2 separate regions of the Homo sapiens genome follow, and region 2 is linked to region 1. A link is a contact called in ENCODE Hi-C or POLR2A ChIA-PET data. All regions are on one chromosome and are shown on one strand. The core of a region is the stretch at or near the end of the contact, and the rest is flanking DNA. Distances in the headings are between cores, read along the strand shown. Region 1 holds the start of EBI3 (Epstein-Barr virus induced 3). Region 2 holds the start of TNFSF9 (TNF superfamily member 9).

Region 1 (4,697 bases), core at 1,120-3,619:
CCAAGCTGGACTCAAACTCCTGACCTCAAGTGATCCTCCCACATCAGCCTCCCAAAGTACTGGGATTACAGGCATGTGCCACTGTGCCCAACCCAGGAAGTAGTTTTTTTTTTTTTTTTTTGAGATGGAGTCTTGCTCTGTTGCCCAGGCTGGAGTGCAATGGTGCCATCTTGGCTCACTGCAACCTCCGCCTCCTGGGTTCAAGCTATTCTCCTGCCTCAGCCTCCGGAGTAGCTGGGATTACAGGCATGAGCCACTGCACCTGACCAATTTTTAAAATTTTTCGTAGAGACAGTGTCTCACTACGTTGCCCAAGCTGGTCTCAAACTCCTGACCTCAAGCAATCTGCCCACCTCGGCCTCCCAAAGCGCTGGGATTACAGGCATGCACCACTGTGCCTGGCCCAGAAAGTATATTTCTATTGGACGGGGCCGCCCTAGAATTCCATAGGCCTGGGGTTCAGGATGTCGGGGTCTCCAGTTTTCCTGACCCCAGGGCTCTCAGGGCCAGAGTTCTGGGCTCTCCAGGAAGTCCAGTGTCCCTGAGGCCCCCTTCCAGGCTCTCCGACCTGTACGTGGCAATGAAGGACACGGGGCTGGTGGAGTTTGGAGCAGGCGGCAGGGTCCAGGAGCAATCCACGGCGATCGGGTACCGAGAGGCTCGGCATTGCACCCGGGGCAGTGTCAGAGCTGCTGGGGGCCCTGGAGGAAGACAGAAAGAGTGAGCTTCTGGTTTACCCCCAGATTGTCATAGCCCTCCCGTGCGCTGGGCTCCTGCCACGTTGCCAGCCAGCACCAGGTACATGGTAGGTGCCTAATAAAGGCTTTCGGAATAAATAGGTACATGGACAAAAGTCATCTGTCATCTTTTATCCCCACTGCAATCCATCTAGGTGAGGACTACTAGCCCATTTTCCAGATAGGGAAGCTGAGGTTTAAGCATCTACAGAGAGGAACTCGGGTAAGAGAGAGAGATTTTACCGTGTTCTCTCTTTTGTAATTGTTTTTTTTTTTTAAAGAGGGAGTCTCCCTCTGTCGCCTAGGCTGGAGTGCAGTGGCGAGATCTCGGCTCACTGCCACCCCCGCCTCCCGGGTTCAAGCGATTCTTAGCCTCCCGAGTAGCTGGGATTACAGGCATGTACTGCCACGCTTGGCTAATTTTTGTATTTTTAGTAGAGAGGGAGTTTCACCATGTTGGCCAGGCTGGTCTCAAACTCCTGACCTCAGGTGATCCACCTGCCTTGGCCTCCCAAAGTGCTGGAATTACAGGCGTGAGCCACCAAACCCAGCCTATAAATTATTATTATTATTATTATTTTGAGACAAGGTATCCCACTCTGTCACCTAGGCTGGAATGCAGTGGCACAATCATAGCTCACTGCAGCCTCCAATTCCTGGGCTCAAATTATCCTCCCACCTCAGCCTCCCAAGTAGCTGGGACTACAGGCACGTGCCACCACATCTAGCTAATTTTTTAATTTTTTGTACAGATTGGTGGGGTCCGGTTTCACTATGTTGCCCAGGCTGGTCTCGAATTCCTGGCCTCACGATCCTCACGCCCTGGCCTCCCAAAGTGCTGGAATTACAGGCATGAGCCACCATGCCCTGCTGTAACCATTTTGTCTTCAAGGACATGGAGATGTTCTCTAGTGCAAAATGAATGAATGTCGGCCGGGCGCGGTGGCTCACATCTGTCATCCCAGCACTTTGGGAGCCCGAGGTGGGTGGATCACCTGAGGTCAGGAGTTCAAGACCACCCTGGCCAACATGGTAAAACCCTATCTCTACTAAAAATATAAAAAGTAGCCGGGCATGGTGGCGGGCACCTGTAATCCCAACTACTCGGGAGGCTGAGGGAGGAGAATCTCGCTTGAACCCAGGAGATGGAGGTTTCAGTGAGCTGAGATGGTGCCACTGTACTCCAGCCTGGGCGACAGAGTGAGACTCTGTCTCAAAAAACAAAACCAAAAAGAAACCAAAGGAATGAGTGTGACTCAAATTCGCATGTCTGTGTAGCTATGTCTGTGTAGCTCTATGGATACCTCTGAGCTGTGACTGCCAGTCCCTATCACCCACAAGGTGACATCCTTCCACCCCCAATGTGGCACTCTGCCTCTCTGTGCCTCAGTTCCTCCATCTGTACAATGGGAGGGTAACCCCATCCCACCATTGGGCACGGGAGGATGTGATTTCCCACCCCAGACATGATCCGAGGCCAGTCCTCGTGTCATGTCCGTCTGCCTGGGCCCCCCAGTCCCCCAGGGGCCCCACATACCTTTCCTTCCACTGCAGGGCGGGCAGCTGGCCCAGAGGACAAGGGCCAGGAGAAGCTGCGGGGTCATGGCTGCGGCCAGCTCTGCTCTCAGGAGTGGGTGGGAACGTCGTGGGAGACTTGAGAGGGGAGGTGAGGACTTGGGACCTGCCCAGGGGAAAGCCCAGCCCAGGGTCAAGGCCCGCCCCCTCCCCGACTTCCTTCAGGTCTGACTCACTGGTGGGGCTCGTGGGGCCGCTAGGGAGATGAATTAGGGTGTGGAGGAGCCCCAGCCCCCTGGGGAGCACAGGCCACCCCTGCTCGGAAGGCCCCGAGGGTGGGGGCGGGGGAGGAGGCTGTGAAAGGGAGAAGTGGAGACCTGCTGGCTTTTCCCAGCACAGCATGTCCTGCTGGCCTTCCTTCCGCTGCCCTGAAGCGGGGGAAACCCCAGGCAGGCAGGCAGGGGCTCAGGGACATGGAGGGAGACAGAGGCAGAGATGGGGGAGAGAGGCAGAGAGACAGAGAAGACAGAAGGAAGACACAGAGAGACAGGGAGATGACAGAGACAGAGACACAGAGAGAGACACAGATGAGAGAGGCAGAGAGACAGAGACAAGAAGAGGAGGACACAGAGATAGAGGGATACAGAGACAGGGAGATGACAGAGACAGAGACAGAGAGACACAGATGAAAGAGGCAGAGAGACAGAGACGAGAGGAGGAGGACACAGAGATAGACAGGGAGATGACAGAGAGACACAGAGACACAGATGAAAGAGGCAGAGAGAAAGAGACGAGAGGAGGAGGACACAGAGAGAGAGAGACAGAGACAGGGAGATGACAGAGACAGAGACAGAGAGAGACACAGATGAGAGAGGCAGAGAGAAAGACAAGAGGAAGAGGACAAAGAGATAGAGAGACAGGGAGACGACAGAGACAGAGAGAGATACAGATGAGAGAGACAGAGATGAGAGGAGGAGGACACAGAGATAGATAGAGACAGGGAGATGACAGACAGAGAAAGGGGCATGACAGAGACAGAAACACAGAGAGAGACACAGAGATGAGAAAGGCAGAGATGAGAGGAGGAGGACACGGAGATAGACAGGGAGATGACAGAGACAGAGACAGAGACAAAGATGAGAGAGTCAGAGAGACAGATGAGAGGAGGACACAGAGATAGAGGGATAGAGAGACAGGGAGATGACAGAGACAGAGAGAGCTACAGATGAGAGAGGCAGAGAGACAGATGAGAGGAGGACACAGAGATAGAGGGATAGAGAGACAGGGAGATGACAGAGAAAGTGACAGAGATACAGATGAGAGAGGCAGAGAGACAAATGAGAGGAGGACACAGAGATAGAGAGAGACAGAGACAGGGAGATGACAGAGACAGAGAGAGATACAGATGAGAGAGGCAGAGAGACAGAGACGAGAGGAGGAGGACACAGAGATAGAGAGACAGGGAGATGACAGAGACAGAGAAAGGGGGATGACAGAGACAGAAACACAGAGAGAGACAGAGATGAGAGGAGGAGGACACAGAGATAGATAGGGAGATGATAGAGACAGAGAGAGACAGGGGAATGAGAGAGACAGAGACAGAGATGAGAGGAGGAGGACACAGAGACAGAGAGAGACAGGGAGATGATGGAAACAGAAAGAGAAACACAGAGAGCAGACAGACAGAGGAAGAGAGACAGAGGGACAGAGATAAGAGAGGAAGACAGAGATAGGGAAATGAGAGAGACACAGAGACAGAGATAAGGGAGGAAGACAGAGAAAGAGAGACACAGATGGGAAGATGAGAGACAGAGACAGAGAGACAGAGATGAGAGAGTAGGATAGACAGAGATAGAGAGATGGTGGGGCACGGTGGCTCACGGCTGTAATCCCAGCACCTTGGGAGGCCAAGGCAGATGGATCACCTGAGGTTGGGAGTTCGAGACCAGCCTGACCAAAATGGTGAAACCCTGTCTCTACTAAAAATACAAAAATTAGCTGGGCGTGGTGGCAGGCACCTGTAATCCCAGCTACTCTGGAGGCTGAGGAAGGAGAATCACTTAAACCTGGGAGGCAGAGGTTGCAGTGAACCAAGATTACACCACTGCACTCCAGCCTGGGTGACAGAGTGAGACTCCATCTCAAAAAGAACAACAACAACAACAAAAAGACTGATGGGGCAATGACAGAGATGGAGAAAGAGAGACAAAAGAGAGACAGAAAGAAGACAGGAAGACAGAAATAGAGATACGGGGAGATGACAGACACAGAAAGAGAGACAGAGAGATAAGAGAAGACGACAGAGGGCCGGGTGTGGTGGCTCACGCCTCTAATCCCAGCACTTTGGGAGGCTGAGGCGGGCGGGTCACAAGGTCAGAAGTTCGAGACCAGCCTGGCCAATATGGTGAAACCCCGTCTCTACTAAAAATACAAGAATTAGCTGGG
Region 2 (4,650 bases), core at 729-3,228, 2.3 Mb before region 1:
GTCAGAGCAAGTCAGAAAGAGGGATCGGTGGCGTTCAAAGAGGGGAAGTAGCAGCTTTCAGAGACAGCAGCGGTCAAGGGTCAAAGCCAGTGTGCGGCAGAGCCTCACTCTCCAGGTTCCCCCTTCTTCGTATCCCGGGGTGGGGATGGTGGGGGGCCAGGGACCGGAAGTGGCGGAGGATACTTACCATTTTGGGCCACCAGCTGCGCAAACATGCCCTGTTAAAAGTAGAAAGGAGGAAAGTGGATGGGGGTTCCCCTAGAAAATGGAGGTTCTGTCCCCACTCACTTCAGCTGTCAGGGTCCCCAGAGTCTGTGCCGACCTGAAGCCTACGCTTCCCTTCCCTCCCAACTAAAGAACAGAGACCGCACACACACACACACAAACACACAAACACACGAACACAAACACAAACGAACACACACACGAACACCCACATTAACACACAGACACACGAACAAACACGAACACACACACGAACGCAAACACAAACACACACAAACACCCACACGAACACACACAGACACACACGAACACAAATATCCAAACACACCCACATGAACACAAACACCCACACGAACGAACAAACACAAACACCCACACGAACACACACCCACACGAACACAAACACACCCACGAACACACACACATACGCACCCCCACACGAACACACACACACGAACACAAACACCCACACAAACACGAACACACACACACACACACACACACACACACACGAAGCTGGTGGCTCAACCTGCCCCAAGGACAGATCTCCAAGAATTCAGGAGGGAAAAGCGATCCCTCTTCTTTCCAGCCCCCTTGGGGGTATTCCCCTGGGGGTCTTGAAAGGGAGAGGGGTACCTCAGATGTTGGGGATAAGGCTCTTTGGGAGTTAGCAAAGGAACTGGGGGTCTCCTTGGCGGTCCCAGATAAAGAGGAAGTGCCCCCCTCGGATCGGGGATGGAAAAAAGGTTCCCCCCAGAGATGCAGAGCTTGTGGGGGTGCGGGGTAAAAAGAGGTGCCCTCAATGTCCTAAGTCCTACATAGAGAAAGGAAGCCGTCGAGGGTTGGAGAACCGCGGAGGGTCCCCCGTCCAGGGTGCAGATGGGGTGCCTTGGGAATGCGGAATGAAGAGGGGTGCCCCCACCCACTGCCACATGGAGGGAAGCCAGCCTTTCTCCGACCCGGGGTGCAGAAGACGTATCCCTGAGGGGTTGAGGACTGTGGGGGTCTCCTCCTCCTGGCCTGGGGTGCTGATGGGGTCTCGGGATGCGGAATGAAAGGGGTGCCCTCCCGTGCAAGACGGAGAAGGAGAGCCCTTGGAGGTCCAAAAAGAACTTGTGGGGGTCTCCTCTCCCCCTCCCGGGATACAGATAGGGTCTCGTAGCGGGCGCAGGATGAAAGGGGTGCCCCCCGGACTAGAAGAAGGAGACCCTTGGGGGGTCCAAAAAGAACTGTTGGGCGGTCTCCTCCCCGCCCCCGGCCTGGGGTACAGATGAGGTGTCGTAGGGGTGCGGGATGAAAGGTGTGCCCCCCCGGCCTCGGTGCTAGATGGAGAATGGGAGCCCCGGTGGGTCTCCTCTCCCCGGCCGGGAGTGTAGAACAGGTGTCCCTGGGGGTGCGGGAGGGAGAAGGGAGTCCCAGAGGGGCGGTAGGGGTCTCCCGCGAGACCAGCTACCGAGGGTCGGGGCACGTCTCACCTGCCGCAGGTCCAAGAGGCCGGCGGGATCGTCGGGCGAAAGCTCGGGACCCTCGCGGAGTCTCGGGCTGGCCGCGGAGCCGGGCGAGGCGCGAGCCCCGGACACGGCCCAGGGGCAGGCGAGGAAGACGGCGCAGGCGGCAGCGAGCAGCAGCAGCAGCAGCAGCCCCGCGACCAGGGCCCAAGGCAGTACGCGGCAGGCGCGAGCGCGGGGCGCGGGAGGCCACGGGGCTTCGGGGTCCAGTGAAGCGTCAGAGGCGTATTCCATGACGAGAGACTGCGGGAAGACACAGCGCGCCGCTTTTTATAGCTGCTTGGCTACAAAAGGAGGCCACGCCCCTCCGCCCGCGGCCACGCCCCTCCGCCCGCGGCCACGCCCCTTCCCAGCCCAGAGCCTTTCCCCTCGTCCCCGTGACTCTGCGGAATTTTCTCCACTCGGATCTCTCTCCGCTTTTCGCTCTCCTTTCCGTTTCCGGCCTTCCAAGCTCGGCTCCAGGTTCCTTTCTCCCTGCTGTCTCTCCATCGCCCTGGTTCTCCCTCTCTGCCGCTCTTTCCCGGTATCTCTGTGGGTCTCTTGCTGACTCAGTCTCCTTTGCTCTCTGTGTCTCCCCGTTAACGTCTTTCTCTGTCTCTGTTGATTGCCTCTGCAGTGGGTGGAAAGAGATCTTTCTCTCTCTCTGCCAATTTATGTCTATGCGTGCCTCTGTGCCTGTATTATCTCTGTCTCTGTCTCTCTCTATCTCTGTCTCTAATTCTCTCTCCCTGTCTCTGGCTCTGTTATCTCTGTCTCTGTATCTCTCTGTCTAACTCTGTCTCTGGCTGTTATCTCTGTCTCTCATTGTATCTCTCTCTGACTCTCTCTCCCTGTCTCTGGCTCTGTTATCACTGGCTCTGTCTCTCTATCTGTCTTCTCTCTCTCTGCCTCTGACTCTCTCTCCCCATGTCTGGCTCTGTTATCTCTGTCTATATATCTCTCTCTGTCTCTGACTCTCTCTCCCTATCTCTGGCTCCGTTATCTCTGTCTCTGTATCTGTCTCTGGCTCTGTTATCTCTGTCTCTCTATCTCTGTCTCTGACTGTCTCTGGCTCTGTTATCTTTCTCCCTCTCTCTGCTTCTGTTATCTCTGTCGCTGTCTCTGGCTGTGACTCTCTCTCTCTGTCTCTGTGTCTGGCTCTCTCTGTCTCTGTCTCTGACTCTGTCTCTGGCTCTGTTATCTCTGTCTCTATGTCTCTGTCTCTGTGTCTCTCTCCCTGTCTCTGGCTCTTTTATCTATGTCTGTCTGTCTCTTTCTCTCTGTCTCTGACTCTCCCTATCTCTGGCTCTGTTATCTCTGTGTCTGTCTCTCTGTCTCTGACACTCTCTCCCTGTCTCTGGCTCTGCTATCTCTGTCTCTGTATCTCTCTTTGTCTCTGCCTCTCCCTGTCTCTGGCTCTTTTATCTATGTCTGTCTTGTGTCTCTTTCTCTCTGTCTCTGACTCTCCCTATCTCTGGCTCTGTTATCTCTGTGTCTGTCTCTGTCTCTGACACTCTCTCCCTGTCTCTGGCTCTGTTATCTCTGTCTCTGTCTCTCTGTCTCTGGCTCTGTTATCTCTGTCTCTGTATCTCTCTTTGTCTCTGCCTCTCCCTGTCTCTGGCTCTTTTATCTGTGTCAGTCTGTGTGTTTCTTTCTCTCTGTCTCTGACTCTCCCTATCTCTGGCTCCGTTATCTCTGTCTCTCTCCATCTCTGACTCCCTCTCTTTATGCATCTCTGTGTCTCTCCCTGTCTCTGTATGTCTCTGGCTCTCACTCTTTCTGTCTCTCTCCCTGTTTCTCTCTGTCTCTGATTCCCTCTGTCTCTCTCTGACTCTCTGTCTCTCCCTGTCTCTCTCCTTTTCCTTCTTTAGTCTCTCTTTGTCTCCTTCCCCTCCTCTCAGCACCCCCTAGCCCCCCATCACTAGGACTCCCCCGGGTTCCCCCACATCCAGCACTTCCTAAGAAGGGTCAGGCTTCAGCCAAGCCTCAACCACCCTCACTCCTGGAGCATCTGCCCCCTGATCCCCAACCCCCCAGTGGAACCCTGAGTGTCATGCTCAGCCCTCCTGGCCACCTTCCCCGGGACCCCTGGGCCTTCCCTGGCCTGCCCCCACCCACCCACTGGATGGTTCCCGGCAGGAGCCCCTCGGGACCCTACAAGCAGAAGCTCGGAGAGTCCAGGTGGAGAAATTCCCCTTGCAAGAAAGGGACAGTGTTGAGCGAGTTGGAGGAAACACATTTCCCATCTGCTCTGGCCTGCTGGAGGCGGCCAATCCGGGGCTGGGAGGATGGGCCAAGAAGCGGTGAAAACTTGGCCCCAAAAGAGGAAGCACTCCCAGATGGAGAGGGACGTGACCCGGGGAAAGCCCTTGGCTGGTGTTGAAGTCCTGGTCTGCCCAGACCAGTGTGGGTCCACAATGGCCAACTCCCTTCCCATCTCCCAGCCCCATGGGAGATGGGAGGGTAGACCACGCCTTTCATCCCTCTGCTAGCAGAAGTCAACAGCCCATAAAATAAAGGGACTTTTGTTTTGCTTTCAGATACAAGGTCTTGCTCTGTCGCCCAAGCTGGAGTGCAGTGGCACGATCATAGCCCACTGCAGCCTCCAATCCTGGGTTCAAGCCATCCTCCTGTCTTAGACTCCTGAATAGCTGGAACTACAGGCACATACCACCATGCCTACCAATTTTTTTTTTTAATTTTTTACTTTTTATAGAGACAGGGTCTTGCTATGTTGCTCAGCTGGTCTCAAACTCCTGGACTCAAGCAATGCTCCTGTCTTGGCCTCTCAGCACTGTGATGCCAGTCATGCGTTACCGTGCCCAGTCATAAGGTAGACTTCTCATTCAACAGAACAAGTATCTTCCAGGTCAGCACTGTGTCTGATCCTGTATTGGGCCTCCCTGGGGGATTGCAGAGAAAACAGTAATGTTACTGG

What was found. A loop is a pair of places that touch in the nucleus more often than their neighbours do. ChIA-PET counts read pairs that join two places held with the same protein, here RNA polymerase II (POLR2A). Pooled maps may share reads with other maps.
Region 2: a pooled map shows a loop between it and region 1 (2.7-fold over the local background). The contact joins the promoter of TNFSF9 here to the promoter of EBI3 in region 1. A Hi-C loop is called at or near these places in 1 of 50 pooled maps. POLR2A ChIA-PET finds 5 or more read pairs at or near these places in 2 of 52 experiments (GM12878 and activated B cell).

The regions. Positions count from the first base shown.
Region 1 is chr19:4,227,195-4,231,891 of GRCh38, reverse strand. EBI3 (Epstein-Barr virus induced 3) reads right to left here and starts at 2,369. Exons shown (of 5, transcript NM_005755.3): 1 at 2,275-2,369; 2 at 569-701. The coding sequence starts at 2,341. RefSeq lists enhancers at 595-1,096, 2,060-2,149.
Region 2 is chr19:6,528,354-6,533,003 of GRCh38, reverse strand. It overlaps TNFSF9 (TNF superfamily member 9), which reads right to left and starts at 1,978. Exons shown (of 3, transcript NM_003811.4): 1 at 1,701-1,978; 2 at 188-218. The coding sequence starts at 1,967. RefSeq lists enhancers at 1-98, 99-599, 1,201-1,300, 4,071-4,330 and silencers at 1,711-1,780, 1,921-2,150.